2 separate regions of the Homo sapiens genome follow, and region 1 is linked to region 2. Evidence: chromatin loops called from intact Hi-C (ENCODE). Cell type or tissue: transverse colon. All regions are shown on one strand. Links, peaks and the distances in the headings refer to the core of each region. The heading gives the core; the rest is flanking DNA.

Region 1 (15,625 bases), core at 5,188-13,187, 380 kb after region 2:
TGGGAACTGGTACACGTTTCTCCCCTCCTCTGCTCCTTTCAGCTCTCCTCGGCCATGTCCTCAGCACAGGTGTCAGCCAGGGTGTGTGGGGCCCGGGGAGGCAGGGAAGGACTGGGCATTCCAGCCAGCAAGGGCGGGAATGGGTCTGCTTCGCAACATCCCCAAAGGAGGTCAACCAAGTCCCCTTGCCCTCACTCCAGTAGGGCCCTCTTTGCTTTAACTTAGTGCATACCCAACTCTGAGCTGGGAATGCCTCCTGAGAAAGGCAGCCAAGGCCTGTGATAACAGCAGGGAGGAGCATGAGGAGGGATTTCTGGGGTCCATCTCTTACTCACCCATGTTTCCCTCCACGACCTTGACCCTCCTGGTGGCTCTGTCCTCTCCCTGGACATGGGACACAATCATGTACACTCTGGAAAGGCCAAGGAGGGCTGTTCAGAGGGCCAGCTGTGGTCCATCTGAAGGTGACAATTTGCCAATTTGTTTTACAGGAAGGCTGCCATGGGCCTCACAATAGCAGTCCCTGCTTCCGCCTTTCTGTCATCTTCCAACTAAAGAGGCCAGGAAATGGCCGAGTCAGCTCCTGCTGCAGCACCTCCTAGAATCAGAAAAGGCCTTTCCGAGAATCTTGCTGAACCCTGAGGGTGAGGAGTGTCAGATTTTGCAGCGGGGGGAAGCTGGCAGTGGAGCCTCCACTTCTAAGTAACCTTTGCTTCGGAAACCTGCCAACTCTCTGCCTGGAGACTTGCCTTTGATCACGACTTGTCACCTTTCAGGAGATGTTCCACTTTCTAAGCAGGTGAAAAATGAACCTGATTAAAAATAGGGAACTGGACTCTTCACAGAGTCCCCCTGTAAAGCCAAACTACTGGCTACACCTCCAAGGGGGAAAAGGGAACATCCCTGTCCCTCAGGTCCCAGGGCTCCGTGGGACCCAGGACCCCCGAACAGCCTGCAACCCTACGACGACGGCCTGGCCATGCTCCAGCAGCAGGCAGAGGCTTGGGCCACAGCCACGTACTGGCTCCTGCTCGCTGGGTTCACCTTGGTGACCAGAGGGCACTGTGACCGCCCATTCTCCTCCCTCCCTTCCTCCTCCCCTCAGTGCTTTATGGACCTGAGTTTCTGGAGCTTTCTCAAAACCGTGGACACGTTCCCAGTGGAAATCATGACATTTTCCGTTTCACATTACGCACTCCACAATGCCCCAGGAAGGGAGAGAGAGAGGGAAGGAAAATAGGGCCTGGGAGCCAGCCCCTCTCTGTCTGCAGCCAGGGCTGCTCGCTGCTCTGTTTATCCTGGAGTCACCTCCCTCCCGAACTTGACAGCCAGTGCCCCAGTGTTTTCTTCTGCAGTCAAAGGCCCCGATGAATAGGTGAACTGCCTTTTCTATCTGCTCATGTGGCACATCTGGATAAAGGCGTGCCTCTCTACTTTGTTGTGTTTTTTTAAAACTTTACTTTCCACTGCCATGGTAACTGCTGCATGTTTGGCAGAGGGAAAGAGGAAAAAAAAAAAAAGCTCGGAGAGAAGAAAAGGAGCTCTCAGCGCGGGGCTGGCGGCCGTCCAGGGTAATCATGCCGCAGAGCTGAAATGAGGCCTCTGGCGGGCAGCCAAGTTACAAAGAACAAAGCTGTCAGTTCCTAATGTTGGCGGCAATGCTTGTTTGGCACCCTTATATGGTTTCCCAGAACTCCCTGCCTTGGCCGCCTTCCATTCCCTTCAGGGCAGCAAACAGGATTAGCACAGCTCCGAGTTGTTTTTCTCCTCTCTCCTCCAACTGTTCCAATGACATCATCCCTGCTGCATTCATTTGCCAGCAGGGTGGTTTTTTTCTCTCTCTCTCCACCTCCCTCCTCCCTTCCTCCCTCCCTCTCCCTCCATTTCTCTCTCTCTCTCTCTCTCACACACACATCTCTACTCCCACTCACTTCCTGTAGCCTCCCCCTCGCCTCTGACTTTCTTTAAATGCAATGTTTTAGGTCATTCTTCTTGTCCAGCTTCTCTGTTAAATTAAAAACACCCTAGTGCTTGTACATTTAGCTGAATCAAGCCAGACGCTGTATTTTATTTTTATAACTGAATTCCTGTGAGATAAAAATCTCATTTTCCTTAGTAGGCTGTAATCAGCACTCACAGGGATGTGGTTTCCAACTGCCCCAGCTCGTGCTTCCTTATGAAGCTCCGCTGAGAAATGAACTTGGCTCCTGTTCAGGTTTAAAGGGCCCGAGGCCGGTCACACATTGCTCACTCATACACACACACACACACACACACACACACACACACACACAGAGGATGTGCACACAAAGACCATTATACATGTATGCACACACACATGGACACACGTTCTTGTCCAGGGAAGCCCCTACGGTTCCACACACGAAGAGCAAAAAAGTATTCCCTGAGACAGACAGACACACAATCAGTACCCAGTGTCATTCTTCCCCTTTCCAGGAGGAAAATAGGTGAATAAGTCAAGCTGAAAGCTGCTTCCGAAAAGACTGTTTTAAACTAGCAGGCAGGCCAGCGTTATGCAACTCATGGCTAGGTTCATTAAAGGAATCGAGGTTTGCCGACTGCACAAATGTTCCCCTGCCTGCCTCCGCCCCAGCCCCTCCACCCCACCCTGCTCTGATTCATGAACTAGTTTTCAGATTCATGAATCACTCGGGAGCCAGCAAGAGAAAAATGAGTAGTATTGATCTCATTTCAATTGAAATGGGCTCATTAAGGCCATGCTGGCTGTGGACGGCCTTGCACGACAAGACGCTGGCCGGCGTCCGAGGTCTGCAGGCGGGCGCCCGAGCCTGCGGGTGGGACAGGACTCCTTGGGTGAAGCCTCCGCGGAGGGTGCCCCTTCTTATTATTATTAAATGGACACAATATGATCTACTGGTACAAGGGACTCTGGCTGCACTCCGCAGCCCTCGTTGGGCAGGCCGGTTTTCTTCTTTTTGTGTGGCCCGTTTATTTTGTTATTTTTTTTCACAGTTAATGGAATCTCAGTGCAGTTTCGCTCCTGGATTTCTGGTGACTCTTAAGGACTACCTGAAGTAGGAATTCACCTTCTGAAACAACTGGCATATCTTGGGGTTTGTTTGTTTTAACGCAAACAAGGAGCTTTTTACTCTTCTCCCTCCAGACCTCTGCCTTGCCACCCTCCTTGTACCGTCTTCAGCGAGAAGGACTAGGGGCTAGGAACCATCTAGACTTGGAGTAATCTAATTTATGTGGGGAAAATTTCTCCACCAACTGGATGGCTGCCTTCACGTGGACACCGGTTTTATAAAACCACTCTTTCCCTTCCCAAATGAGAATAATGGTTGAGGAAGCAGCAACAGAGCCTGGGTGCAGAGACATCACAGAGGGAGGCGTTAGGCCCCTGGGGCAGATGTCGCAGAGGCCGCCCACGAAGGAGCTCTCTTCTCTCCCACTGCCTTTCCTCTCCCCACTTGAGTTCCAGCTCCCTCTTGACACGAGCTCCCCTCCCCTTTCCAGCCCTTCGCCTTACACTTGTCCTCATGTCTGGGGAATCTTTTCCTCTTCCTCTCTACAACACCGGTTGGGCACCGTGTGTGAGCAGATCAGGAGAGGCTATTAGCTTTGATTTGCAGCTTCCAAATGGATTTTTGCATGGTTTCTTCCTCCAGCTCCTTCCACCCCCACGCCAGCCCTGGGAGATTAAAAACAATGGACTGGACACATGCTTTTCAGAAAACCCAAAAAGCTGTCAACCAACACCACAGAAGGATTCCATCCTAAGAGGCATACTTTTGGATCCAAGAGTTTAGAAATGAGATTCTTATCCATTGACTTCAGAGACACCGTCATGCATTAGACGCATTTCCCTTGGCAGGGATTCGACGAAGTGACCTTACTCCCCTTTGTTCCTGCAGTGCCCGGAGAAACTGGGAATGACCCAAAGAAGGAAAAGGAAGGTGTGTTTGTGTGAATTTCAATCAGCAATTGGTTCAGAGTCAAGAAGAGCTGTTTTGCCTTCCGTGAGGTCTGTCTGAAGGTGCCTTTCAGCTCTGAGCTGCCCGAGCATTCTTGGGCTGAATCTGCAGTCAACCGGAGCCCTAGGCCTGCCGCTCCCCCGTGGGTTAAAATCACTCCCACAGATTTGCTGGCTGGCCTTAGAGCAAATGGGGATAGTGGGTTGGCTCAGGTTTTGCATTAACTCGTCTGATATTTTCCACTGCAGCCTCCCATTCTGTGATAAAGCTAAGTTGCTAGGAAAGCTTTATGTAACACCCACCCAGCCTCAGCTTCTCAGAGAAGCAAGTGTTGTTTCCAGAGTTCCCCATAAACCTGGCAGCACATCAAAACCTCTGTTTCATAACAGACTAGAAATAGGATTTTCTAATAACATTCCAAGGACTGGACTTATCGTGCAGGGATCTGCACTTTTATGAATTGTTAATGGTTAACTAAACAAAGACCCCCAGCATACCCAACCTGCTATCTCTGGGGTCAGGATGGGAAGGGAAGTTGGAAGAATGTGGTTTCTACATCCACAATCTGTTGGTTAGTGACCCAGGGCCCTTTTCAAAGAATTTGCTCAATAATCTCAAACATATTGGAGGATCTTATTCATGTTTTTAAAAAAGAAAAAACTACCTCCTTCCTGCTTCTCCCTTCATTCATGGAGAATGTGGTTTCCTTTTATTTTGTTGCCAGACACACTGACAGTTATGGATTTAACCCCCAGCTTTCCTCTGGGAGAGGGCAGCTTTCTTCCAGACACACCTAGATTTGGGGGATCCAAATATCTTCATGCAATAGACAAACCACACATTTCATACTCCCCTCCCAGAATCGTGGGTTGACAGAGTGATTACAGAGAGAAGGGAGCATGAGGTTGCCACGTCCCTCCTCCCTCACACCCATGTGCTCCTCCCGAGATGCGGTCCACCCCATCTCATCCGATTCTGGTTTAGATTATCACAGGGATGGGAGTTCCCTCGAAAAGGCCATTTGCAGCCTATTTAGATGTCACTTAAGAAACTTCTTCCTAGGATTCCAACGGCATGTCCCTTTGTTCCGTGTCGTCACGTTGTCCCCGCTGGCGTGGCGGTTCCTCCCTTCCTGGCTCTTCCCTGCCCTCCTTGTGCAGTAAGCACGTGGGCATCACTTCAAAGCAAAAGGAGCCCTTGTCCATCACTGTTGAGGTGAGGAGGACCATCACCAAAGCCCCAGGACAGGGTAACTGTGGAAGGCAGGGGCTCAGCATTAGCAAGGCTGACCTTAGGGACAGCCTGATGGCAGGTAGCTGCCTCTGGGCGAGCATGAGCTGCCTTAAGAGGATACTGTTGTGTGGGCTCTCCCTCACTCCTTCCTATGACCCCCCATGCCCTCAACATTCTTCCCTGGGTGCGCTCTCTGGGCTCACCTGGACAATCCATGGGAGCACCTCATTTCCCTGACCAAGACCTAAGCTTTCGTCCAGCTAGAACTGCTCTGCCCCTTCCCTGCACGGCCCTCAGCTCTGCGCACCCTGTAATGTCCCTTTTTTTCAGCTTAATTATCATCTCTCCCTCGCCCCAATCTCCTCAAATAATTCTGCTTGGTAAATCTCTTCTAGCTTCTTGCTTTGGAATATTGGCTCCCAGAGGTTCCAACTGTGGCCTTTCCAGGGCAGGTCTTACGTGGTCATTTCTTCCGTGGCTGTCCACATAATTTCCTCCATCCAACTGGCGTTTGCAACATCTTCCCATTTAGTTTCATTTGAATTTGATTTACCAGTTTCTTACCCTTTCTTCTGGATTATTAGTAAACATGAAAAAGGAAAGGCTCCCCTCTCACCAGGGCTGTCCCTTGTGTCCAGCTGAGCCCTCAGGAAGAAGCCCCATTCCCCATGACCTGCACACCAGCCCTCGATGTGAAACGACTCCAAGGAAACTGCAGTCAGAGTGGGCTTCCCTCACCAGGCTGAGATTTCATATCCTTGAGATCAATTTAGTGCCTGGACACCTGGTTGCTATGGGGATGGTTGTCATGAAAAACACACCAATCTGTAGAGAGATATAAAATGGATCCCGGTGGTACACACTCGGGCATTAGCTTTGAGAAATGGCTTGCTGCTTATCACTTTCTTTTGTGGACACAGTGCCTCTGCTTTTCAAATTCAACCTGGGTGACCTTCTTAGAACCAGGCCAACACAAATCCATTTTCAGTTATTTCCTAAGGGACAATCAAGGGCTTCCCCAAATGCCAGATGCCCCCTGTCTTCCTGTCCCGAGCTGAGTCAGCTGAGAAGAAGAGGACATTCTTTTCTGGCACGGTTTGTTCTTTACTGACTGCCATTGATCCATTAGCAAAACAGCAGGCAGAACAAAAATACTGACCCTGACAACGCTTCAGATCAGGTGGCTCCGATGAGTGACAGATGTTAGCAGGAGACCTTGGATGCACTGCCCAGTTTGCAGGGGCAGAAGCTGAAAGGGACACCAGAGACCAATTCAGGACACAGCATAAACCTGCATCAGGACTGGGTGATTCAGCAAGGTGTTAGCTCAGGGCTGGGTAATTCAGCAAGAGACACTGAAAAGATGTATAGGGGTGTTCATTAACCTTACCTCCTCTCCCTCCACATTCTCAAAACTTGCATTTGGTTACTACTTGCTGAAGGTCTGTTTCTCCCTTGGTCTGGCTTATTTGCAGAAACCAGTAAAACATTTCATGCATCTCTCTTGGGCATAGACCTAGACTCCACGGCTCTGGAAGGGTAAAGGGGCAGACACTGGTTCATTTTGCAATTCACAAAGAATAGCTGGAGGCCTTCTGACATTTGCTCGGGGTAAGGGTTGAAAGAGTGGTTTGGTGTTCCGATTTTAAGCTGTGCCATTGGCTAAGTGTAACTTGGAGTAGGCAAATGGGGAAAATTAACTACAGCAATAGTCACGTTAGGAATGCAGGCAAGGTCTACCTCTGAAATGGTTCCTAGCGCTAGTGGGACTCCCTATCTGAAAACCTGCGTTAAATACATTCTTTCTTTTTGGGGGAATATGTCTGAATTCTTAAAAATGGGTCAGAACTTAGTCACTGACTTGGTGTTTCATCTTCAGCAATTCCTTTGACTACTCAATGCCTCAATGTCCTTCTTTATTACCGAGAGAAGTGATTTTGCTTCTGTTTCATACCAAAAAGAGTTTTAAACATCTTTCGCTTTGGTCAGTCCTATCACATTGCTGCTGATAGTGGAGGTAAAGACCAGACTCAGATGAATGTAAGAATGTGAGAACAATGAATGCATTTATCATGCACAATGTTAGTATAAGGTGCTGTACAATGTTAGAATGTGTTCTTAGTACTCCCTGTAGACTGAGTGGTTATGAAGTCCCGCCGTGGTGTTCCAAATTCTTCAGCTAGTTCCACTAACTACACTGGGCTACTGTTATTTTGACCTCTCATTTGCATATCTTCAATTTCTCTAAATACTCCTTTAACCCTTCCTTATCAATAGTTTATTGACTGCATCCTCCCAATCATTCTTACCTCTTATCTTTATTTTTCTCATTTAAGCTAATTTTTTAAAAGCAGTTTAAAAGCTCAGCTAATTTAGTCATTTCCCTTGCAACACCCTACTCCTTCATTAATGGACCTAGTTTCTCTTTTTCCACACTTTTCCCCCGGCACACACACACACACACACACACACACACACACACACAAAAGCAAACATGTTTATAAAAACACACCTTCTTCCCCTTAGTTACTTTGGCTGGCATTAAATCATTCCGCCTTTTTTTTTTTTCTCTCCTGCCCCCATATTTTTCCTAAACACGTTAACTTGGCCTTGGTGTTCTTTCTCATTCTCCTCCCCCTGTGTCTCCATTTCTTGAACAACTTCAGGAGAGTGTTGCTCTTTTGATTTTTTTCCCCACCCTAGCCCAGCTGAAAGCTCAGGGAACACTTCTTGCTTGCTATTTTTTATCCTGTTTTCATGGGACCTGGAGTCTCAGCCCTGCAATTATAGCCTCTTTCATGTTATCTTTCTCCCAAGGCAGCAGCTCACATCCTGGCAAGTGACACAATGGCAGTGTGGGTCTTGACTTAGCTTTCATACCTTTTGTTTCAGAATGCAGGATTTCCTTATGGTTTGTTTGGGCTTTTAAAAAAGCTTATTTACTGATCCTGAGAGGTGCCAGATTTACAACCCGGAAGAATAAAGGCCAAGTTTCTATGTGCCTGGAAATACTCCATCATGTCCAGGCCACTGTGATGTTTTGGGCCAACCTAGAGGCTGATTTGATGGCTGTGGGTTCTACCCTGTTGTCGCCAAAGAGGGGCTGCAAAAACAGTCCAGACCACAGCTCACTGTGCCTCGTGTTGCAAAGAGAGGACAGGGTGAGGAATTCAGACCAGGATAATGTCTGAAAATGGGGAGAACGCTGATTACATTTTAAAACTACAGTCTTGTTTATACTCTGGTAGTCAACACTAATCATTTATTTGTTTAAATTAAGCTCCCTCGCCTTAATTAAAATTTGCAATGTGATTTTTAAAAATTTATCCAACTGTGTTTAAACCTCACATTCCTAGATTTTGTACCAAGGCCCTATCTTTATACAATAATTTCAATACAATACAGCATTTTCCCAAACAAATACTTAAATGGAGACATGAGGTCTTTTTAGGAGAGAGGATATGTGACCTTCATGGTGGAATCACAGACGGGGCCTTAAGCATGAGGACGTTGTAGGTTTACTCAGTAATCTCCAACCAACGGTGTCTGTTTTTTTTCCTTGAGGCCAAGGGTAACGTCGTTGCCTGAGAAGCACTGGAGGAGAGGCAGGAACACAGATTTGTCGAGAGCACTTACATGTGTGCACACACCGTAACAAAGGGCAGGCTTGTTGTACGGCCACATCACGGAGCCAGGGGACGTGCCTCGGGAAGATGAAATGTCAGTACTGTCTCCATAGCACAGAGCCCAGCTCTATACCAGAGCAGTTACGGAGCTCGGGTCTGGGTGATTTCAGAGGCCCTGATCCGAGTAACTTTCCTAATAAGTCTGACGCTGTGTTCCAGATTTGTACTTTATGTTTACTCCTTGCATCAAGACAGTGTCTCTGGAAGTTTCTTTTTAAAACTTTTTCTTCCCCTCAGAACGCTACATCCTCTGCCTGAAGTGACGGTCTCAGCCAGCCCATGAGCCTTGACAGCGCATTGTTGGAGTTTGGAATCAACTGCCGCCTTTTCATGGATAACTTCCTGAATCTGCAGTTAAAATTTCATTTTTTTCTGGGTGCCCCGAGTAAAACACCCTCTGTTAAAGATTTATCACTTCCGCTGTATTTCAGCTGCCTGTGGGCATCCCTCAATGGTGAGCTCCGTGACAGCAAGGACTGTGTCTTTGTCCTCCAGATCACGATTCATGCTAAACACTGCTCTGTCCAGAATTTATTGTTTTGTATTTTGACGTCTCTGTCCAGATGTCTCTCTGGGATCACAGACGGAGAGCTCTTTGAGCACATGGACTTTGTCTTGTTTATCTTTATAGCCCCAGTGCTGAACAGACTGTCACACCGAAGGTGCTCACGGGCCTGCCGGACGATTGAAGTTGTACAACCTGCAGACAGAGGAGCTAAGTGTCCACACGGCCCTCCCTGCTCTTTCCATTCTATGTAGCTATCTTGCTGGCACCATTTACTCCTTTCTTTCTTTCTTTTTTTTTCTTTTCTTGAGACAGAGTCTCTAGCTGTCGCCAGGCTGGAGTGCAATAATGGCATGATCTCGGCTCACTGCAACCTCTGCCTCCCGGGTTCAAGTGATTCTCCTGCCTCAGCCTCCCGAGTAGCTGGGATTACAGGCATGCGCTACCACGCCCAGCTAGTTTTTCTATTTTTAGTAGAAACAGGGTTTCACTATGTTCACCCGGATGGTCTCGATCTGTTGACCTCGTGACCCGCCTGCCTCAGCCTTCCAAAGTGCTGGGATTACAGACGTGAGCCATGGTGCCCAGCCACTCCTTTCTTACTCCTTTTTAGTCCAGTGAAATCTAGCTAGCTTCTCCCTTACCCGTAATTGTTTCATTGTAACTTATTCTTGCTGAGATTACTAGAGCTATATTTAGACCTCCTAAATAGTATCATCCACTGCCTACAGTCCTTTGGACTGTATTCAGTTCGTGTGACCCCTCCCTCGCATGGAAACTCTCTCTTGCCTTAGTTTTTATGGCATGACAGCCTTATGCTTGCCTTCCTGTCGCAGAGCTCGTGTATCCAGCAATTATCGGTGCTCCCAAGGTTCCTTGTTCTTCCCCCTTCAGAGGTCTGTGCTCCTCAACAACTCTGACCCAGCCGTGGTTCCAACAACCATGCCAATGTGAAGGACCCTAGATTTCCATCTCCAGCAAGGACCTCTTTCCAGAGTGTTGGATGGGTATTCCCATTAACCTACTAGACAGCTGCATGTGGATCTCTCAGAGCCCCTTTAAACTCAGATCATCTTCCCACCAAAATCTGTCCTCCCCTCAACTCAGGACAAAGACCTCACTGTAGGAGAACAAAGGAAGTGGAAATCTAACAGGTGGCAGTTCACCTACAAAACCTTAGTGTCATGCAAGAGGGCTGTCCTGTGCGGTCATTCTCAGTATTGAGCCAATGTAATGAAGAAGCGTGTAGTGTGTGGTGGGCATTTTCCATTATGTTTTGGTGGCCCCACATGGCTGGACTTCCCAGGAGCTTCCCAGAGCTCCTGCTTTGGTTAATGGTGAGCATTTAGGCCAGACGGCCTTGCAAATATCTTTCCTACATGGGACACACTGTTGCAGCCTTGCTCTAAGGCATAGCCTGCCTTTTTTTTTTTTTTTGGTATGATAAAAGAAATATAGAATATTAATATATTCTCCCTGGCTTTCAAAGATTCCCAGTGCATTTTTCTAATACAGCAGCTATTTACATTATATTTTCTTCTTGATTCATCATTTTTGAATGAGGCCTTGTGGGTTTGAGGGCTGGTGAGAAATAGTGCCGGGGAGAGGGTGAGGAAGATTGCTTTAGATGAGAGGCACGACTGTAAATCTTGAAGTAAAATTATCTTTGTGAACTAAACGGTACCTGAATTTTATTCAAATGAAAAGCTGGGCAATTGAGTGTGATTTAAAATGATCACTGTTCTATACTTCAAATGCACTGAAACAGGTTTATTTTGCAATAACCTGGAGAACATATGCAAATTGAAGTTATATTGTTTAATCTGAAGAAGTGAAGGCTGACTGAATAATCGGACTGCAAGGATATGAAGTATTATGTTGAGGATATATACCACGATTTACCATTAAATAGTACACAAAATTAAAATGGACTTAAAATGCTCAGGAAATATGTATTGTTAGATAATAGAAAAGTTAAAATTTCTAAAAATAGCTAATGCTTCATGGATTTTTAAAGTTTTGTTTTGTTTTGTTTTTTTGTTTTTGAGATAGGGAGAAGATACTAGGGGAAAAAAGCAGATGGAAAACTTCCTTGTGGTTTTTCTGTAGTAGCTTAGAGTCTGTTCTAAGGAGCAGAGATTTCAGAGTATGGTCTTGGAAACCTTTGTGTTCTTTGTTTCTTGTAGACGCCACACGCCTCTGTCCCCTGGCCACAGAGGCTGATTTTGCTGTATCTGACATGGGTTTCTTGACCTGCTGGGAAGGCCCAATGTCTAATTTCCTGGTCTGCACCCTGCAGAAACCAGTGGAAATTAAGCAGCGATCGATTATCCTACCCCATCACACCTTTCCTAGATCAGATGATGCTGGCTGAGGCTTTGAAGTATTGACAACACACTCTTTTTTCTTTTTACACCTTTTCTTCAGAGGACCTGACTCATTCCCTGTAAAGGGAGGAATCACTGCAGAGACACCCCCTGTAGCCACACTGCACCCTTGCAGGGGCTGGGGGACGAGAAGCAGGATGTTGGTAGTGGTGTTGTTACCTCTCATGACACGAATCAGGCCCTTCCACCATACACTTCATTGAGGGGATTCTGAAATGGGGTCCTAAGGTTGCTCTGCTCTGAGATGGAGCGTGGAGCACCGCCTCGCACTGTTGCTCTGGGGTTTGTCTTTTGCCTGGGTCTAGCTTAGCAAGGGCAATGGCAAGAAGGGGTTTGGGAGTCAGGAGACTATTAATTCCAAGGGCCAAGGATTGGCACATCTTGGAATATTCCAGAAGTGTCCGCTCAGATGGCAAATATGGGGACAACGTTACCGGCCCTCCTTCCAGCAAGGAGGCTAATATAGACCCACTCACTGCTACCAACCACCAACTCTTGACCCTTGGAATGAAACAGTCTGTTAACTCCCAAACCCCTTCTTGCCATTGCCCTTGCTAAGCTAGACCCAGGCAAACGACAGGCCCCAGAGCGACGCTGCAAGGCAGTGCTTCGCGCCACTTTCATCAGGGAGGTGCCTGTGAGATTCTGCCTCGTCCCCATGACCTAGTTCATGCCCTCGATATGCCGGTGAGATGTGCAGGAGCTTCCTGAAGGGCCGCATCATCCAGCCTTTATTTTTGTACCTCTGTATGAGTTTTTCTCAACTCCTGCTGTCCAGTAGCCTCACTTAGGGAACCTGTAAATAATACCTATGCTTGGGCCCCACCCAAGACCCATTAAACTGGATTATCTGGGGAGGAAACCTGGCAGTGGTGCTTTTTAAAAAGCTCCCCAGATGACTTTAGTGTGCAGCCTGGATTGAGAATTGCTGGATCAATTGCTGGGGGAAGAGAGAGTTCTGTGCCAGCATATGAGTGGGTTTTCATAACACTAAGGAGCCTTACTGTGTGTAGGTGATACCTACACTTCAACCAGGAGTTCTGACAGATCAAGGACTATTGCCCTACCAGCTGGGGAGTGACACGAGAGAGGCATGGGCAAGGAACCAGTACAGGGAGCCCACTTACCTGGGAGAGCTGTACAAAGTTCACTGCAAAGGGTGAAACCTGAATTGTTTGCATTATGCGTGGGTCTTTGGCAGATAGAGATGGGGAGACAGGACATTTCCGCAGAAAGGACAATGTGCAGGCGTGATGCAGCATGATTTTTCAGGGGGACCAGAAGGTAAGTGTCAAAAAAGCAGACTCTGGGGCGTCCTTGTCCCTTTCCAGGAGCTGAGACCTGAGCTAGACACCACTGGGATGTGTCTGGAAGGAATGAACTGGTGGACACGGAAGCATTGTCTTCTCAAGGGTGCAGGGTGTGCCTGGAGATGAGGCTGGAGACAGCAGGAGCCCTGCCATGGATGGAATTCTGCACCACGTTAATTGGACTTTACCCAGTAAGCTAGAAGTTCTCACCTGGTTCAAGGATGAGGACCTATATTTAATAAGAAAAAACAAAATTATTTCAGACCGTCTTGTAGTAGTAGTAGTAGTTGTCATGGTACTTTAAGAACCATTGAATCAGAAAATGCATATAGACTAACAAATGACTCAAAATTTAATGATTTTTTAGTGGATTTTTTTTTTTGTTTTTTGAGACGGAGTCTCACTCAGCTGCCCAGGCTGGAGTGCACTGGTGTGATCTTGGCTCACTGTAACCTCCGTCCCTCCGGGTTCAAGCAATTCTCCTGCCTCAGCCTCCCAAGTAGCTGGGAGTACAGGCACGTGCCACCACACCCAGCTGATTTTTGTATTTTTAGTAGAGACGGGGTTTCACCATGTTGGCCTGGCTGGTCTCGATCTCTTGACCTCGTGATCCACCTGCCTCAGCCTCCCAAAGTGCTGGGATTACAGGCATGAGCCACCACGCCCAGTCTAGTGGATTTTAATTTTGATCACAACAGCAAGGTATAGGTACTGTATCTGTTTACAACATCAAAGGTTAAGAAATGTTTACCTTTTCTTATCTTTCTAACATAAATCATGACTGTTTTGAGCTCCTGATAGTAGATTAGAGTCTTTCTTAGGCCAGGTGTGGTGGCTCACATCTATAATCCCAGCACTTTGGGATCAGGCCTAGGCAGGAGGACCGCTTAAGGCCGAGAGTTTGTGACCAGCCTGGGCAACATAGTGCGATACCACCTCTAAAGAAATAAAAAATTAGCCAGGTGTGGTAGTTCATGTCTATAGTCCTAGCTACTTGGGAGGCTGAGATGGGAGAAGCCCTGTAGCCCAGGAGTTTGAGGCTGCAGTGAGCTATGATTGCACCACTGCACTCCAGCCTGGGAGACAGAGTGAGACTTCATCTCAAAAAAAAAAAAAAAGGAATATTCAGTAACATTTATTGGTGGTGCTGTTCACTGTGCTTGACACTTTATTGCCTTAGCATTTCACTCTCACCACCACCTTATGAAGTAGGTACTGCCATTTCCTCAGTATTACAGAGAGGAGGAGAGAGATTAGGTAAATACGTGGGAAAATCAGTAGAATTTGATGAACAACGAGATTGGGGGAAGAAGGAGGAGGAGGATGGTCCAGGATGACTCACAGATTCCAATTTAATAACTGAGTGGAGGGAGATGCCATTAACTGAACTGGAGTCCAAGGAAAGATTCTTCAGCCTTATCAGGAAGTTTATTGTCTTTAACCTTCCAGAGCCACTCTTTCCATTTCTATTTCTCTCATACATTTCTTACAAAAACATATAAATTACTCATTAGCAGTTAACCAAATTCTTAACTATTGATTAAACCAGACCCAGCCAAAGGGATAAAACTTTGACATTGACTGCTAAAAATGGATTATCTCGACTTCATTCTTTCCCTAGTCTTTCACCATGACCCTGATTCACTAGAGTCAGTCTTTAAATCAGCCTTGGAAATTGAAAGAGAAAAATCTATGAAGCTGGGCCTGTGCTTTGTGTGTGCCCAGTGTATTGGCTGTGCTATGGCCTGGCTTCGGGGACGCACTCCAAAGACTGGCTCTGTGTGGACTGGATTTCAAGCTATGCGACGGCATCTCACCCTTTGTCAAACACAGCTCTCTCACTCACTCTACAGCTGAGCTGAGGCTGCTAGGTGACTATGAACCAAATGCAATGTGCCAAGTTGCTTTTAAAAAACAAACCTTCCATCATTCATCTGAAAGGTATTTCTATGATTCCATTAGTCAATCACTTAGCAGATATGTATTCAATGTCTTTTCTGTGCAAGACATTGTGCTATATAAGTGAGCGAAATTAATAAATAAAATAGAAGGAGGTATAGTAAACAATTTTTAATCCAATGAATGAAAAATGGTGTCTAACAAATGAACATACATATAGGAACACTCATGCATGTGATATTGGAATTGGAGCTATTCTGGGACATCTTAGAGGTGACATTGCCGTCGGTACAAGGTGAGGGGTCCCTGAACTCTAGAGGAGCACATTTTACTTAGCTCGTCCAAGGTCTCACAGTGATGGTAATAGCTGTAGCACCCTTGCTCCTGTTGACTGACCCAGGACCTATGGCATCCCACTGAGTCCTCCCCTCCCCCACTGCCCCGCCCATATGATTCTGGGAGCTTCCAGCAGGTGGTTCATATGTGTTCACACACCTCTCTCCTGCAGCCCCTTGTTGACGCCGCTTGTTCATGAAATCTCCACCACTGTTCCTGTATCTGGTGCCCTCCAAATGAATGCTATTGTATGTGAAGAGTGGGGATCCCCACCCAGGGCTCCTCAAAACTGCCTCTTGGAGGGGCCCAA
Region 2 (15,625 bases), core at 3,487-11,486:
CCCCTCCCCTCCTCTCCCCTCCCCTTCCCTTCCTTTTTTTGAGTTGCAGTTTCCCTCTTGTTATGATTTCAGCTCACTGCAACCTCCGCCACCTGGGTTCAAGTGATTCTCCTGCCTCAGCCTCCCAACTAGCTGGGATTTCAGGCATGCGCCACCATGCCCAGCTAATTTTGTGGGTTTTTTTTTTTTAGTAGAGACGGGGTTTCACCCTGTTGGTCAGGCTAGTCTGGAACTCCTGACCTCAAGTGATCCACCCACCTCAGCCTCCTAAAATGCCGGGATTACAGGCATGAGCCACTGCACCAGGCCCTCCTTCTCAATATTTCTTAGTTTTCATTTTTTTCCTTTCATAGACAATCTTCATTCCCTTTTTTTCTCATGTCACTGAGATGAGTCCTTATCCCATGTCTCTGTCTAGAGCCAATATGTGGCCTGTTGACCTCTCTTCACAGTTGGATGGGGAGCCATCAGAACTTCCAGGGTTTGGACTAGCTCTGTGAGAACACGCTATTAGATACTCCTGGAGGGAGGTGGTTAAACTTAAAGGAGGTTCAAAATTCATTGCCAGGACCGGGCGTGGTGGCTCACGCTTGTAATCTCAGCACTTTGGGAAGCTGAGGCAGGCGGATCACCTGAGGTCAGGAATTCGAGACCAGCCTGACCAATGTGGCGAAACCCCGTTTCTAATAAAAATACAAAAATTAGCCGGGTGTGGTGGCACATGCCTGTAATCCCAGCTACTCGGGAGGCTGAGGCAGGAGAATCGCTTGAATCGGGGAGGCGGAGGTTGCAGTAGCCAAGATCGCACCATTGCACTCCAGCCTGGGCAACAAGAGCAAAACTCCCTCTCAAAAAAAAAGAAAAAAAGAAAAAAAGAAAAAAAAAATTCATTGCTAGTGGAGGATCTGCCAGAAACAAGGCTCAAGAGACCTAGGGTTCAGTCCTGTTTCCCTTTCAAAGTCAGCCGCCCTCCCTGGACTCTTTAACTGAGAAAGGAATGAACTGGATCAGCTGTTGACCCCAACATTGCCACATGACTCTGCAAAACACCCATCACACTGTGGGAACGTGAAATTCTCACTAACGCCCATTTCACAGTGTCTTTTGCATCAAAAAGGTTTGCAGAGATTTTTCTTTCCAGATCACATAGTTTCTCACAGATCCTGAGTGTTTCACACTCAATTCTTTTTCCTGCGTTGACAACCAGAGGAAGCACATCTGCGCAAGGCCGCTGCAGGCCTGGGCTTGGGTCTCGGTTGCCAGAGCAACCAGCAGCTGCAGGTGTGCAGGGCCGGCCCGCAAGCCGCTTATTTGCCTGGCGGGGAGACCTGCTGACAGATGCTATGGCCGCTTGGGGAAAAGAACATGTTGAGCCGGTGATCCCTTCTCACCCACTCCGAGACTTTTAAGTTTACAAAGTAGCTACAGGGGATTGTCAATCCCCAAAAGTGGGAGGGAGAGGGGACCTTTTGGCCTTACTCCTGTTTGGGACATTTTCTTTCCTAGATTTTGTCCTATTTACACCTTTTTAATTGCCAGCATTTTTCTGGAAAAGCCAGAGAGGAGAATAATTTGACTGTGGGAAGGAAATTATTTGTAAACCTTCCTGTAGAATCTGTCCAGTCTCTCTTTGGTGTTACTCTTGTAGTCCGGATTTTCGTATTTTAATGTGGAGTTTTATAGTCTATTGAGTATCTCTCCTTTTTGCTACAGGAACGTGTACCAGTGGGCAGCAACCTGGGGGAGGCTGGTTAAAATGCAGATTCTGGGCTGGGCGCTGTGGCTCACGCCTGTAACCCCAGCATTTTGGGAGGCTGAGGTGGGCAGATCACCTGAAGTCAGGAGTTTGAGACCAGCCTGGCCAAGATGGTGAAACTCTGTCTCTACTAAAAATACAAAAATTAGCTGGGCATGATAGTATATGCCTGTGTAATCCCAGCTACTTGGGAGGCGGAGGCAGGAGAATTGCTTGAACCCAGAAGTGGGAGGCTGCAGTGAGCCAAGATCACACCACTGCACTCCAGCCTGGGCGACAGAGCAAGACTCCAAAAAAATGCAGATTCTAGGGCTCGGTCTCAGCATTACTGAGACAGTCTTGTGGGAGTGAGTCCAGAAATCTACATTCTAAATAAACAGGAGGTCATCTGATTTTTTTTTTTTTTTTTTTTTTAAGATGGAGTCTCTCTCTGTTTCCCAGGCTGTAGTACAGTGTTGTGATCTTGGCTCACTGCAACCTCCACCTCCTGGGTTCAAGCCATCCTTCCACTTCAGCCTTCCGAGCAGCTGGGATTATAGGCATGCGCCACCACACCTGCCTAATTTTTGTACTTTTAGTAGAGACGGGGTTTCGACATGTTGGCCAGGCTGGTCTCGGGTTCCTGACTTCAGGTGATCCACCTGCCTCGGCCTCCCACAGTGTTGGGAGCACAGGTGGGAGCCACCGGGCCTGGCCACTCATCTGATTTAGTTGGACCCAAGACCAAAGTTTAAAATCATGTTAAGAACTGGGTATATATTGGCCAGTAACCTCGGCATTTTAGGAGGCCAAGGTGAGAGGATCGCTTGAGGCCAGGGGTTTGAGATCAGCCTGGGCAACATAGAGAGACCTCATCTCTCTAAACAATTAAAATAATTAGCCAGGTTTGGTGGCATGAACCTGTAGTCCCAGCTATTTGGGAGGCTGAGACCAGAGGATCAATCGGGCTCAGGAGTTCCAGGCTGCAGTGAGCTAGGACTGCGCCACTGCACTCCAGCCTGGGTGACAGAGCAAGACTCTGTCTTAAAAGAAAACAAAAACAAAACAAAAACACAAACTGATGGAAAATGAAAGGAGAATGACACTAATATTGTTCACGCCACCAAGCTTTCCTGCCCACTCCTGCAGGTGGGCGCTTCCCTGGGCACATGTTTCTTGCCTGTCCGAAGTCCTTCTCCCTGACTTTGGGAATAGCACCCCAATTTAATTTTGGAGAGTCATCCATTCAGCCCCCACTCCACGTGGAGCCAGTGGTGGGAGGAAAATCACTGTGCCTGCAACCCACCCAAGCCAACTCCTCTGTCTCAGAGGTCATTCCTTCTCTTTTCTCCCCGTTTCCTCCCCCTCTCCCTCTCTTTTTCCTTCCCTTCCTCTTTACCTCCCTCCCTTCCTTCCTTTCCTCCTCCTTCCTCCCTCCCTAGAGTTTGGGTCCATCTCTGTTGAGTGTCACCAGAGAGCTCTGATCCCATAGGTGCACAGTCTGCGGGGCGCTGTGTCTCGCTGAAGTGGGCTGTCCCTCTCCCAAGTGAGGACCATTGCGCAGCCTTAATTATTTCAGTCTTTCATTGGGGAATAGGGTCTGATCTCATAAGAATTTACCCAGGACATATTGAGACTCTGCCTCTAAAAAACAAACAAACAGCAAATAAAACTCCCAAAAACTATTGGCAGAGGTAGAAATAAAAAGTCTATTGAACAACAACAACAAAAATAGACCAGGTGTGATGACTCACGCTTGTGATCCCAGTACTTTGGGAAGTTAAGGTGGGAGGGTCCCTTGGGACCAGGAGTTCAAGACCAGCCTGGACAACACAGTGAGACCCCCAGCTCTACAAAAAAAAATTTTTTTTTTTTGAGACGAAGTCTTGCTCTTGTTGCTCGGGCTGGAGTGGAATGGCACGATCTCGGCTCATTGCAACCTCCGCTTCCTGGGTTCCAGCAGTTCTCCTGCCTCAGCCTCCTGCCCAAGTAGCTGGGATTACAGGTGCCTGCCACCACGCCTGGCTAACTTTTTGTATTTTTAGTAGAGACGCGGTTTCGCCATGTTGGCCAGGCTGGCCTTGAACTCCTGACCTCAGGTGATCCACCCGCCTCGGCCTCCCAAAGTGTTGGGATTCTACAGGCGTGAGCCACCGCGCCCGGCCAAAAAATTTTTTAAAAATGATTAGCCGGGCATGATGGCATGTGCCTGTAGTCCCAGCTACTGGAGAGACGAGCAGGAGGATGGCTTGAGCCCGCCAGTTTGAGGTTACAGTGAGCTATGATTGCATAACCTGGGCAACAAAATGGGATCCCGCCTCAAAAAACAACAACAAACCCCCAGAAAACAAAAAAAACCCTTTCCTTGGTTCTGTCTACGGAGGTGACATTTATCTCCTACTCTGAATGATGGCTCCCTCAGACCCCTCATGGAGCCCAAGAGCATCCAAAAGAGGATCAAAAACTTCATCTGGCACCAGTTAGACCAGTTCCTGGTCCACTACATCAAGAAACTGGAAGTGCTGCTGATGGGCAGTGAATCTGACTGTGCAGGGACCGCTCGCCGTGCCTCCTCCAAGAACCAAGAACCGCAACGCTGTTTCGGGAAGAGCAGCCCAGCTGCCGTCAGAGTCAGCAATCCCAATGCTGGGCTGCCCCGCCAAGAAAATGAATGGGCAGCCATGTGTACATATTATTTGTGTTTAAATAAAGCCATAAAATCTGAAAGAAAAAAAACAAACCAGGCGCGGTGGCTCATGCCTGTACTGTAATCCCAGCACTTCGAGAGGCTGAGGCGGGTGGATCACCTGAAGTCAGGAGTTCGAGACCAGCCTGGCCAACATGGTGAAACCCCCATCTCTACTAAAAATACATAAATTAGCTGGGCATGGTGGCGGGCGCCTGTAGTCCCAGCTGCTCAAGAGGCTGAGGCAGGAGAATAGCTTGAACTTGGGAAGTGGAGGTTGCAGTGAGCCCAGATCGCATCACTGCACTCCAGCCTGGGTGTCAAGAGCGAGACTGTGTCTCAAACAAAAACGAAAACAAAAACAAACAAAAAGAGTGAAGAGTATGCTCGGGCTGTCTAGCATTGTAGAAGGGCACCTCCACTTTGGAGAACTTTCTTTCGGCTGCCTTGTCTCTCTCTTCTCTCCTAAGTGGACCAAGGGACAGGCTTCCATGGCTTTCTTCCAAGCTAGAAACACCAGCAGGTCACTACTCATGTTGTGTATTTAGAAACCTTATTTAAAAAACTGGATTGCAAAGTAGAGAGTAGCTCAAAGGATGAAGCAGTTTTTTCCCCAATGGTTTTTGTGAGTCTATTACCAATGGCCTAATTTTGCTTTAATCAAAGGTTTTTATGATGCTAACTGATGATGTCTAAACACAAATAAAGGTTTTGTTTTGTTTCTGAGAATAGTGGCTTAAAAAATACTAACATGGAAAAATAATGGATGATTTTGCTGATAGTAGTACTGTTTGCAGATTTGTTTGCAGTACTGTTTGCAGATTTGTTTGCAGTACTGTTTGCAGTTTTATGGTGAAAGAAAATAATTTAGCAGCTAAGGCGAGTTTGTGCCTTGCCTTAGCACATGGTCACTTACGAACTGTGCGGTGTGGGTCTACACCTAGAACTTTCCCTCAGAACAGAGATTTAACAATTAGATGACACTCAGGAAGCTTCCTTTAAACAAGCAAATATTTCCAGTTGACAACAGGAATGTAAACACGACTCCAATCAGTGAATATGCTGAAAGCTCTTTCCTATCTGCGGTATTAGCTGTGCTCAGTGGAGAGGGTAACGTTTCTTCCTTTGTCTCCTCACATACTCATCTCCAATTAAATTACTTACCATCAATTCATAGACCTTTAGGGCTAAGCTAATTTTTAAACACTGACAAAAATTCTACAAAGAGCATCTATAAAACAGGTTGGGAGAGTGTCCTCAGAAGTTGAACCTAGAACCATGTCCTGGGTAGTATTCTCTGCATTGCCTTGTGGGGTCGTGTGTGGGAAAACATTCTTTTTTGTTTGTTTTTTGAGATGGAGTCTCACTCTGTCTCCCAGGCTGGAGGAGTGCAGAGGTGCGATCTCGGCTCACTGCAGCTTCCGCCTCCCTGGTTCAAGCGATTCTCCTGCCTCAGCCTCCCGAGTAGCTAGGATTACAGGTGCCCACTACCACACCCAGCTAATTTTTGTATTTTTAGTAGAGACGAGTTTCACCACGTTGGTCAGGGTGGTCTCGAACTCCTGACCTCAGGTCATCTGCCCGCCTCCGCCTCCCAAAGTGCTGAGATTACAGGCGTGAGCCACCGTGCCTGGCCACACGTGGAAAAAACATTCTGATCTGGCTGGGCGCGGTGGCTCACGCCTGTAATCCCAGCACTTTGGGAGGCCGAGGCGGGCGGATCACGAGGTCAGGAGATCAAGACCACCCTGGCTAACACGGTGAAACCCCATCTGTACTAAAAATACAAAAAAAAAAACAAACAAAAACAACAACAACAAAGAAAACATTAGCCGGGCGTGGTGGCGGGCCCCTGTAGTCCCAGCTACTGGGGAGGCTGAGGCAGGAGAATGGCTTGAACCTGGGAGGAGGAGCTTGCAGTGAGCCGAGATCGCGCCACTGCACTCCAGCCTGGGCGACAGAGTGAGACTCCGTCTCAAACAAAAACAAAAACAAAAAACCAAAACATTCTGATCCATGAACCTTTGGATTTCTCTGGGAGGAAACAGGTCTCTGCTCCAGCACTTCGCACTTATTATGGGGCTCTTGGGAGAAGGCAAGAGGGAGAGATGGAGGATGTTGGTCTCCATGCAGGATCACGGCTGCCGGGCACGGTGGCTCACGCCTGTAATCCCAGCACTTTGGGAGGCCGAGGCGGGCAGGTTGCCTGAGCTCAGGAGTTCGAGACCAGCCTAGACAACAGGGTGAAACCCCGTCTCTACTAAAATATAAAAAATTAGCTGGGCACGGTGGCGTGTGCCTGTAGTCCCAGCTACTCGGGAGGCTGAGGCAGGAGAATTGCTTGAATCCAGGAGGCAGAGGATGCAGTGAGCTGAGCGCCGCCTGGACGACAGAGTGAGACTCCATCTCCAAAAAACAAACAAACAATAAAAAAGATCACGGCTTCTCTGGAACAACAGCTCAAGCTGTGTGTGTGATAGTTAACTTTATGTGTCAACTGGGAGGGTGTTTTTGTATGAGATCAACATTACAGCCAGGCATGGTGGTGCACACCTGTAATCCTAGCTACTTGGGAGGCTGAAGTGGGAGGATTGCTTGGGGCCAAGAGTTTGAGGCTGCATTGAACTATGATTGTGCCACTGCACTCTAGCCTGAGCAACATAGCAGGATCTCATTTTATATTTAAAAAAATCCCAAAACATATTGGTAAACTCTGAGTAAAGCAGAGGCCCTCTCTAATGTCGGTGGGTCTCATCCAATCAGTTGAAGATCTAAGTAGAACAAAAAGACTGGCCTTCCCAAGCGAGGGAAGTTATCCGGCAGAACGCCCTGGGACTTCTCTGCACCTTCCGCTCTCCTGGGTCTGGACTGTGCTGGCCCACGCCTTGGGTTTAGGACCTGCCAGCCTCCACAATCACGAGCCCATTCCTCAACGTGAAACTCTTCCTCTCTCTACACACATCCTGTTGGTTTTGTTTCCCTGGAGAACTGTAATACAGCATGTCCCGCTGATCCTGGCTTATTTGTACCAGATCTTAGACTTTCAGTCAAGGGGCCCTCATAGATAAACTGCTTCAATCTTCCAGGAAACCCCTATACCAAAAACTCATGCTGCTCGGCCCGCCTCTCAGCGCCTTCTTGGTGTGCTTGGGCGCCATCTAGTGCCTACCGCAGGCACTGCGATGACCTACCCGCCTCTTTCATCTCTATCATCACCGGTTTAATTCCTTAAGCACATATTAGTAGACCTCCATATTCGTGTGCATCATTCGCTCTTCTGTTCGCTCAACAAACATTTAGCGAAGGTTTGTTTATGCACAAGGCATTGCCACAGATGCAAGACCGCCCAGCAGGTGGCTTCTCCCCTTTGTGGAACTCACAGATCAGCTGGAGACAGGGAATAAATGCAGATTACAGTCAGGTGAGAGCAGGGCCACGCGGAAAGCATGATAAAGAGCTCAGGAGCTAAGGGGGTGAGCAAGGGGGACTGCGGGGAGGGCCACTGTCGATGCAGTGTTTACTGCGTTCCAGGCGTGGAGTGGGCTCTGGACACACAGGGGTGACCGTCACTCCCCGTAGCAGCATCCAGCCTGCTGGGGCCTCCTCTCCCCTGCTTGCATTCGGATTGCGCTCTAGGACAGTTCGTGATGGTCCCCAGGCCACAGCACCGAGAATGACTTCCTTGCATTTGCCAGAGTGTGGCAGTGGTTCTTCAAAAATCAGGCTCTGCACTTGGAAGCTCCAGGCGAGACACTTGGGCTGCAGCTCCTGAGGGCTGCCTTGCTGGGAAGGGGTGGGGACGTCCCGCCGGGGATCAAGGTGAAGGTGGGTGTGTGGCCGGATCCCTGCTTGTTTCCTGCTCCCTAGGGCCTAACTCCTCACCCCTCACTCTGCTGAGAATTGATGAGGAGGAAACAAGGGGAAGGCTTTGGGTCCTCGTACCCCTGTTGTCCAGGCTCCCGCCCCGTTCGGACGACCAGCGCTTCCCGGCTCCCCGTCATGCTTCCCCATGGGACTCCAGTCAGCAAGGATCCCGCTGAGTTCACACGTGCTCAGGGAGTGGCCCTGAGACTTGGGTGCTCCTTCCCATGAGGCTGACTGTGCTGGCGAAGCCACTGTAAGCCAGTAGTAATGATCACTCCGGGCCTACTGTGTGCTAGATGCTGAGTGCTGTTACTTAAGTCACCTCTAACCCTCTAACCTTTTTTTTTTTTTTTTTTTTTTTTTTTTTGAGACAGAGTTTCACTCTTGTTGCCCAGGCTGGAGTGCTGTGGCACAATCTCGGCTCACTGCAACCTCCGCCTCGCGGGTTCAAGTGATTCTCCTGCCTCAGCCTCCTGAGTAGCTGGGATTACAGGCATGTGCCACCATGCCCGGCTAATTTTGTATTTTTAGTAGAGATGGGGTTTCTCCATGTTGGTCAGACTGGTCTTGAACTCCCGACCTCAGGTGATCTGCCCGCCGCGGCCTCCCAAAGTGCTAGGATTACAGGCGTGAGCCACCGCGCCCGGGCAGTCACCTCTAACCCTTCTAAACCTTTCTAGGTGGTGTTCTTGTTTCACACGGATGTGGCAATTGGCTCAGAGGGTTGAGGTCATTAACAGGAGAAGTGAGGCGGGGGCGGTGGCTCAGGCCTGTAATCCCAGCACTTTGGGAGGCCAAGGCAGGTGGATCACTTGAAGTCAGGAGTTTAAGACCAGCCTGGTCAACATAGTGAAACCCCATCTCTACTAAAAATACAAAAGTTAGCCGGGCGTGGTGGCGCGCGCCTGTAGTCCCAGCTGCTCGGGAGGCTGAGGCAGGAGAATCGCTTGAACCCGGGAGGCGGAGGTTGCAAGATCACACCACTGCACTCCAGCCTGGGGGACAGAGCAAGACTCCGTCTCAAAAAAACAAAACAAAACAAAAAAACCCCAGCAGAAGTGAGCATGGAGCTGACTGAGGTTGGCCTGGTTCCAAGTCCCTGTCCTCATATACCCATTCCTGCTGCCCAAGCAGGCAGTTGTGGTGGATGGGAGAAGGCAGGGGGGTTCCTTGCGAGCTTATGGCTTCTCTCTCTCTCTCTCTTTTGAGATAGGGTCTTGCTCTGTTACCCAGGCTGGAGTGCAGGGGCACCATCATAGATTGTTGCAGCCTCCAACACCTGGTCTCAAGTGATCCTCCCACCTCAGCCTCTCGAGTAGCTGGGACTACAGGCATGCACCACCATGCCCGGCTAATTTTTAGATTTTTTGTAGAGATGGGATCTTGCTATGTTGTCCGGGCTGGTCTTGAACTCCTGGCCTCAAACAATCCTCCCGCCTTGACCTCCGAGGTGCTGGGATTACAGGCGTGAGCTACCATGCCTGTATTGCATCTCTTTTTTTTTTTGAGACGGAGTCTTGCTCTCGTCAACCAGGCTGGAGTGCAATGGCGCAATCTCAGCTCACTGCAGCCTCCACCTCCCGGATTTAAGCGATTCTCCTGCCTCAGCCTCCTGAGTAGCTGGGTTTACAGGCACGTGTCACCGTGCCCGGCTAATTTTTGTATTTTTAGTAGAGACAGGCTTCACCATGTTGATCAGGCTCGTCTTGAACTCCTGACCTCAGGTGATCCACTGCCTCGGCCTCCCAAAGTGCTGAGATTACAGGTGTGAGCCACTGCGCCTGGCCACATCTCTCTCTAGAGACCTCTCCACCCTGGGGACAAGCCTGAGTCTCGGCCCTAAGGAGGGGCTTGCACCGCCTCACCCACCCATTCCTTCGACAGATCTGACTCCATGCCAGTCACTGAGGCCTAACATGGGTTGAGGGAGACCCAGGATTCTTCTTTCTGAGAATCTTGCCATCTATGGGGGATGTCACCATTATCCAGCCCTAGTCTATCATTCACAGGTGAGAAGACTGCAGTCAGGGAGGTCGGGGGTGCTGAGCCCTGGTTTCCTGCTGTGGGGTACATCACTGTCATTCCCCCCGGGATGAAGTGGCATCTGGAATGCCGCCTTTGAGCTGTACTTCTGCCTTCCCATGTTTATTCCTAAGCTCTGCCCAGTGCTTCTCACAGAGTGGGCATCTCTTAGACGTTCCAAAATTGTGGACGACTGTGCAACACAGTCTCCTCTGGAAGGGCCATGTGGACCGTGGGAATCGAGTGACGTCTGGTCTTCAGTGTGGGAGCTTCCTGGTTACAGGTGGCCTCCTCCTCTTAGCAAGACAGGAGCTGCGTGTGTCTTCCGATGCCCAGATCCTGCTCGGATAGCAGCGCTCCCTGTTCCACGAAATCCTCTGGCGAATCAGACAGTGGGTCCTTGATAAAATCAGTAACACGTGCCCCAGCTCTCCCCGCCGGGACCGCAGTAAATCTTCACATTTTTGCCACATCACTGCTTCTCTGACAGCTCAAGATGTTTTTCTGCTTCTGAGGATCCCTTTATTAAAAGCCTTGGAGCCCCACGGACGTGTTAAGCAGTGCTCCCTCTGGCGCCTCCCTGCCTTGCCATTTTCCCAGCTCAGCTTTTGCCTCTCTGTGTCTCCCACAAGCTTTCCACATCACTCATTCTGACATTTGAAAGTTTCCAAGCTTGTTCTGAAATGCTACAAACACTGCCATTGTTATGTGCCAGGCTTGGAATGCTGAGAATCCCAGGACGCTGGAGATGGGGCTTCGAGCCTTGCAGGGGAGCTGAGCAGCTGCACAGGGCCTGGGGATGTGGGTTGAGGACGAAGGCTGCTCCTGTTCCTCTGTGGACCGCACCAGGTCCAGTGGCTGCTGCCTTCCTGGCCTTCCTCCATTCCCACTGCACCAGGCCGTGGTTCTGTGCTTCCCACAGACTCACTCCAGCCACTCCATTTACTGAGGAAAATCACCCCTCTTTCCCACATTGCATGATTTCTTCTGCTTGGAGATAGGTCTGCTTGCTTGTGACAGGTTCTTTAGTTTTCAGGAGACGATATCAGAGAAAACAAACCTTGACGTGTTTGGGTTTTGGGTGTCCAGCCATGAGGTCTGTCTTCCTACAGCTTTTTTTTTTGAGACGGAGTCTCACTTTGTTGCCCAGGCTGGAGTGCAGTGGTGCAATCTTGGCTCACTGCAACCTCTGCCTCCCGAGTTCAAGCGATTCTCCTGACTCCAGCTCCTGAGTAGCTGGGACTACAGGCACATGCCTCCATGCCTGGCTAATTTTTGTATTTTTAGTAGAGACGGGGTTTCACCATGTTGGCCAGGCTAGTCTCGAACTCCTGACCTCAGGTGATCCACCCTCCTCAGCCTCCCAAAGTGCTGAGCCACTGTGCCTGGCCTGTCTTCCTATAGTTCTTATGCTAGCTGAAGTGCTGTTTTCATTAAGATTCATATCCAGTTAGCTTTGCCCACAGGTGCTATTTTTGCAGGTACGCAGCGCTCTTGCAGGCCACTGGGACCTGCTGGCGTCTGGAGTGCCGCCTTCCAGCTGTGCCGCTGTCTTTCTGTGCCTCTTTCTCACAGAGTGGGCCCCTTTTAGTTTCCAGCACTCTGAATGATGGCGCAAACACTGCTGTACCCCAAATCTTCGGTGGCACACCACACTCCAATTCTGCTTTAGCCGCACAGGTTTCAGCAAGACACCCTGCCGGTTTCATTTTTACTAGTTGTTCCCAGACTTTTGGATTCGTAGGCTAGAAAACTGAAAACAACAGGGTAGACATAGGTAATCAAGTGTTATTTTGCCTAGTGAAGACATAAACAAAACCAAACAAAATGATGTCTACAATCACAGGCACTCTCATGTCCTACAACAAAGCAGATTTAAACGCCAGAAAAGTAGGAGGAAGAGAATAAAACCAGAGTGAAAGACAGCGCTTGCCAGGAAAGGACAGATCTCACGCTGACAATTTCACTGCGGAGGGATGGAAACGTGGCCGAAGCCCAGCAGCTGTTAGTGAGCCAGCATTTCATTCATTCATTATTTATTTTTAGAGACAGGGTCTCACTGTGTTGCCCAGGATGGGGTTCAGTGGTGCCATCACAGCTCCACTGCAGCCTCAGACTCCCAGGCTCAAGTGATCCTCGTGCCTCAGCCTCCCGAGTAGCTAGGACTACAGGCATGCGCCACCACACCCAGCTGATTTTTTTTGTTTGTTTGTAGAGATGGGATCTCACTATGGTGACCAGGCTGGTCTTGAACTCCTGGCCTCAGGCAATCCTCCTGTCTTGGCCTCCCAAAGTGCTAGGATTACAGGCATGAGCCACCTCACTCAGCTGAGCTAGCATTTCTGAATCTTGGGTCTATGATGGAAGCGGAAGGCGGCACTCCAGACCCCAGCAGGTCCCAGTGGCCTGCAAGAGCGCTGCATACCTGCAAAAATAGCACCTGTGGCCAAAGCTAATTGGATATGAATCTTAATGAAAACAGCACTTCAGCCAGCATAAGAACTATGCCACTGCGCCTCAAACTTTAACGTGTGCGTAAATTTCCTGTGGAGTCTTGCTAAAATGAAGATTCTGAATCCTTAGGTCTAGACTGGACCCAGGATTCTGCCTTTTCACAGCCTCCCAGGCGAGGCTGGCGTTGCAGCTCCTTGCTCCATGCTCTGAGTTGCAAGGTCTACTCTACACGATGCCAAAAGCAATCTTGTGGTTCAGTCATGTGAGTGAAGAAAAAAGATTAGGTAAAATGATTATTTTGTATCATGCAGACAAAAAAATCATTTTTCAGCTAGATTCTCTGCTATTTCATACACATGGCCAGAGCTGACAGAGATTGCCAGTGGACTACTGGAGATTAAAGGTGGTAATGAGTGAGGACCCTCTTGACCGCTTGTGTCTGTAAGGATGGTGAGTGCTGAACAGCCTCCAGCCTCCAGCTCCAAGCCCAGCACTAGCTTGACCAAAAGTGACCAGGGGTTTAACAGCCGGCTTCCTGAACTCTACTGGTCTACCAGCCACCTGCACCCCTCTCCCACTCCCCCTAACAAACTCAAAACCCAATAAAACAAAAACCAAACGGATGTGTATTGGGAATCAAATGTGGCAGGAAGGGCCCTGGCAGAGGCAGTACTCCGAGGTGAGGAAGCCATGATTGGGTCAGCCTTAAACATTCCTACCATTCTGCCAGTGTCCAGGCTGCTGATGAAATCCTGGGCAGGTGCAATGATGCACAGGTGTCCTGGGGTGAGGTTGCATGTGTGTTAGGTTGGGTTGAAGACTGAGGAACAGAAGGGGCGGGTCAAATGGTTGTGTGAGAGCGTTGGCAGGCTGTGTTGACTGAGACCCGCAGTGAGAGGTAAGTTTTTGTGGTTTACAAATTTTAATTTCAATTTTTTTTGAGATAGGGTCTCTCTTAGTCACCTAGGCTGGAGTGCAATGGGGCAATCACCGCTCACTGCAGCCTTAATCTCCCAGGCTCAAGTGATCCTCCCACCTCAGCCTCCCAAGTAGCTGGGATTATAGGTGCGCAATATCATGCCTGGCTAATTAAAAAATTTCTTTTTGTAGAGACGAGGTCTCATTATGTTGCCCAGGCTGGTCTCAAATCCCTAGGCTCAAGCGATTCTCCTGCCTCAGCCTCCCAAAGTGTTGGGATTCTAGGTGTGAGCCACCACGCCTGGCCGAGGGGGTGTTTGACATCTTCACTCAGCACACACATTTACAGGGTTGATATCCATTTGTACAAAACAATACTTAGTTTTACTGCATGTGACATATTCTAATTAAAAAAAAAAAATTCTAGGCCAGGCCTGATGGCTCACACCTGTAATCCCAGCACTTTGGGAGGCCGAGGCGGGTGGATCACCTGAGGTCAGGAGTTCGAGACCAGCCTGGCCACATGGTGAAACCCTGTCTCTACAAAAATACAAAAATTAGCTGGGCGTGGTTGTAGGCACCTGTGATCCCAGCTACTCGGGAGACTGAGGCAGGAGAATCGCTTGAACCCAGGAGGCGGAGGTTGCATTGAACCAAGATCGCACCACTCCAGCCTGGGTGACAGAGCAAGACTCTGTCTCAAAAAAGAAAAAAAAAAATCTAAAATGCTGGTTCTGATCTATTAAATTGATTTCAGGTCCCACGACTGGGCTGTGACCCAAAGTGTGACAAATGCAAATTTTGGAGGCCTTTTCTCATATTGGTAATATATGAGTCTTTGATCTCTTACTGTGGGAACTCAGGTGACCTCAAATCTAAGAAACCTAATTTACGAAATATACACTTAAAATTATGATTTCTTCAAATTCTACCCTGGAAACGCTTAGTGAAGGGATTTTTGCCATCTATTTCTTTGGTAAATCTCAGAGCATCTAAAAAAAAGATTAAGTGGACAAATGAGTAAATTAGCCTATCTACAAATATGTAAGTCCTTGGATGGAAGTTTTTAGGACAAATAAATTTAAAGAAAAGCATTAGATGTTATTGGTAGGTATAGTCCAAGTAGATATGAATAAGAAAATAGTTTTGAAATTAAAATTTATAGTATTATTGGTAGGTGTAGTCCATGATATTTCTGAAATTTAATTTTATAGCAACAGGAAAACATGAATGATTTACAAACAACTTTTGAATATATCAACAATGGAAGTGATAAAAACATTAATATTTACTGAGTCATTATATGATATGCTGTATTGAACATTTTATTTATTTATTTATTTATTTATTTATTTATTTATTTGGGATAGAGTCTTGCTCTGTTGCCCAGGCTGGAGTGTAGTGGCGCGATCTCGGCTCACTGCAAGCTCCACCTCCCGGGTTCACGCCATTCTCCTGCCTCAGCCTCCCCAGTAGCTGGGACTACAGGCGCCTGCCACCATGCCCGGTTAATTTTTTGTATTTTTAGTAGAGACGGGGTTTCACCGTGTTAGCCAGGATGGTCTCAATCTCCTGACCTCATGATCCGCCTGCCTCGGCCTCCCAAGATGCTGGGATTACAGGTGTAAGCCACCACGCCTGACTGAACATTTTGCTTTTAATTTAAGTTTTTTTTTTTTTTTTTTTGAGACAGGGTCTTACTGTCACCCATTCTAAAGTGCAGTGACCTGATCAAGGCTAACTGCAACCTCAACCTCCCGGGCTCCAGCAATCCTCCCACCTCAGCCTCCCATGTAGCTGGGATTACAGGCGCAGGCCACCATGCCCGGCTAATTTTTGTATTTTTTGGTAGAGACAGGGTTTCACTATGTTGCTCAGGCTGGTCTCGAACTCCTGACCTCAGGTCAACTCTGTGGGCATGGGGGACAGTTCTGAGAGCCATGGGC

The links. Hi-C counts contacts between places; a loop is a spot of excess contacts. Peaks named below come from ENCODE experiments on the same cell type or tissue, not always from the same donor. Only the 100,000 strongest peaks of a DNase experiment are listed, where the experiment ranks them.
Region 1: a loop joins it to region 2, with 6 times the contacts of the local background. A loop is called at or near these places in 49 of 110 quality-filtered maps.

Annotation. Positions count from the first base shown.
Region 1 is chr1:234,710,389-234,726,013 of GRCh38, reverse strand. It overlaps LOC124904556 (a long non-coding RNA gene), which reads right to left. Exons shown (of 2, transcript XR_007066953.1): 2 at 8,435-13,309. It overlaps LINC01132 (long intergenic non-protein coding RNA 1132), which reads right to left and starts at 1,972. Exons shown (of 3, transcript NR_038856.1): 1 at 1,932-1,972; 2 at 336-791. RefSeq lists enhancers at 502-1,065, 1,066-1,628, 2,193-2,755, 15,596-15,625 and a silencer at 12,758-13,052. In transverse colon, for the core only: CTCF peaks have their summits at 9,368 and 9,570; DNase peaks (open chromatin) are centred at 8,043, 8,893, 9,553 and 10,183; H3K4me3 peaks cover 973 bases; H3K27ac peaks cover 6,199 bases.
Region 2 is chr1:235,085,967-235,101,591 of GRCh38, reverse strand. No RefSeq gene overlaps it. Among named protein-coding and RNA genes, the nearest start is that of LINC01348, 24 kb to the right of the region's middle. RefSeq lists enhancers at 7,552-7,711, 7,677-8,260. In transverse colon, for the core only: a CTCF peak has its summit at 7,600 (motif pointing left); DNase peaks (open chromatin) are centred at 7,571, 8,172 and 8,431.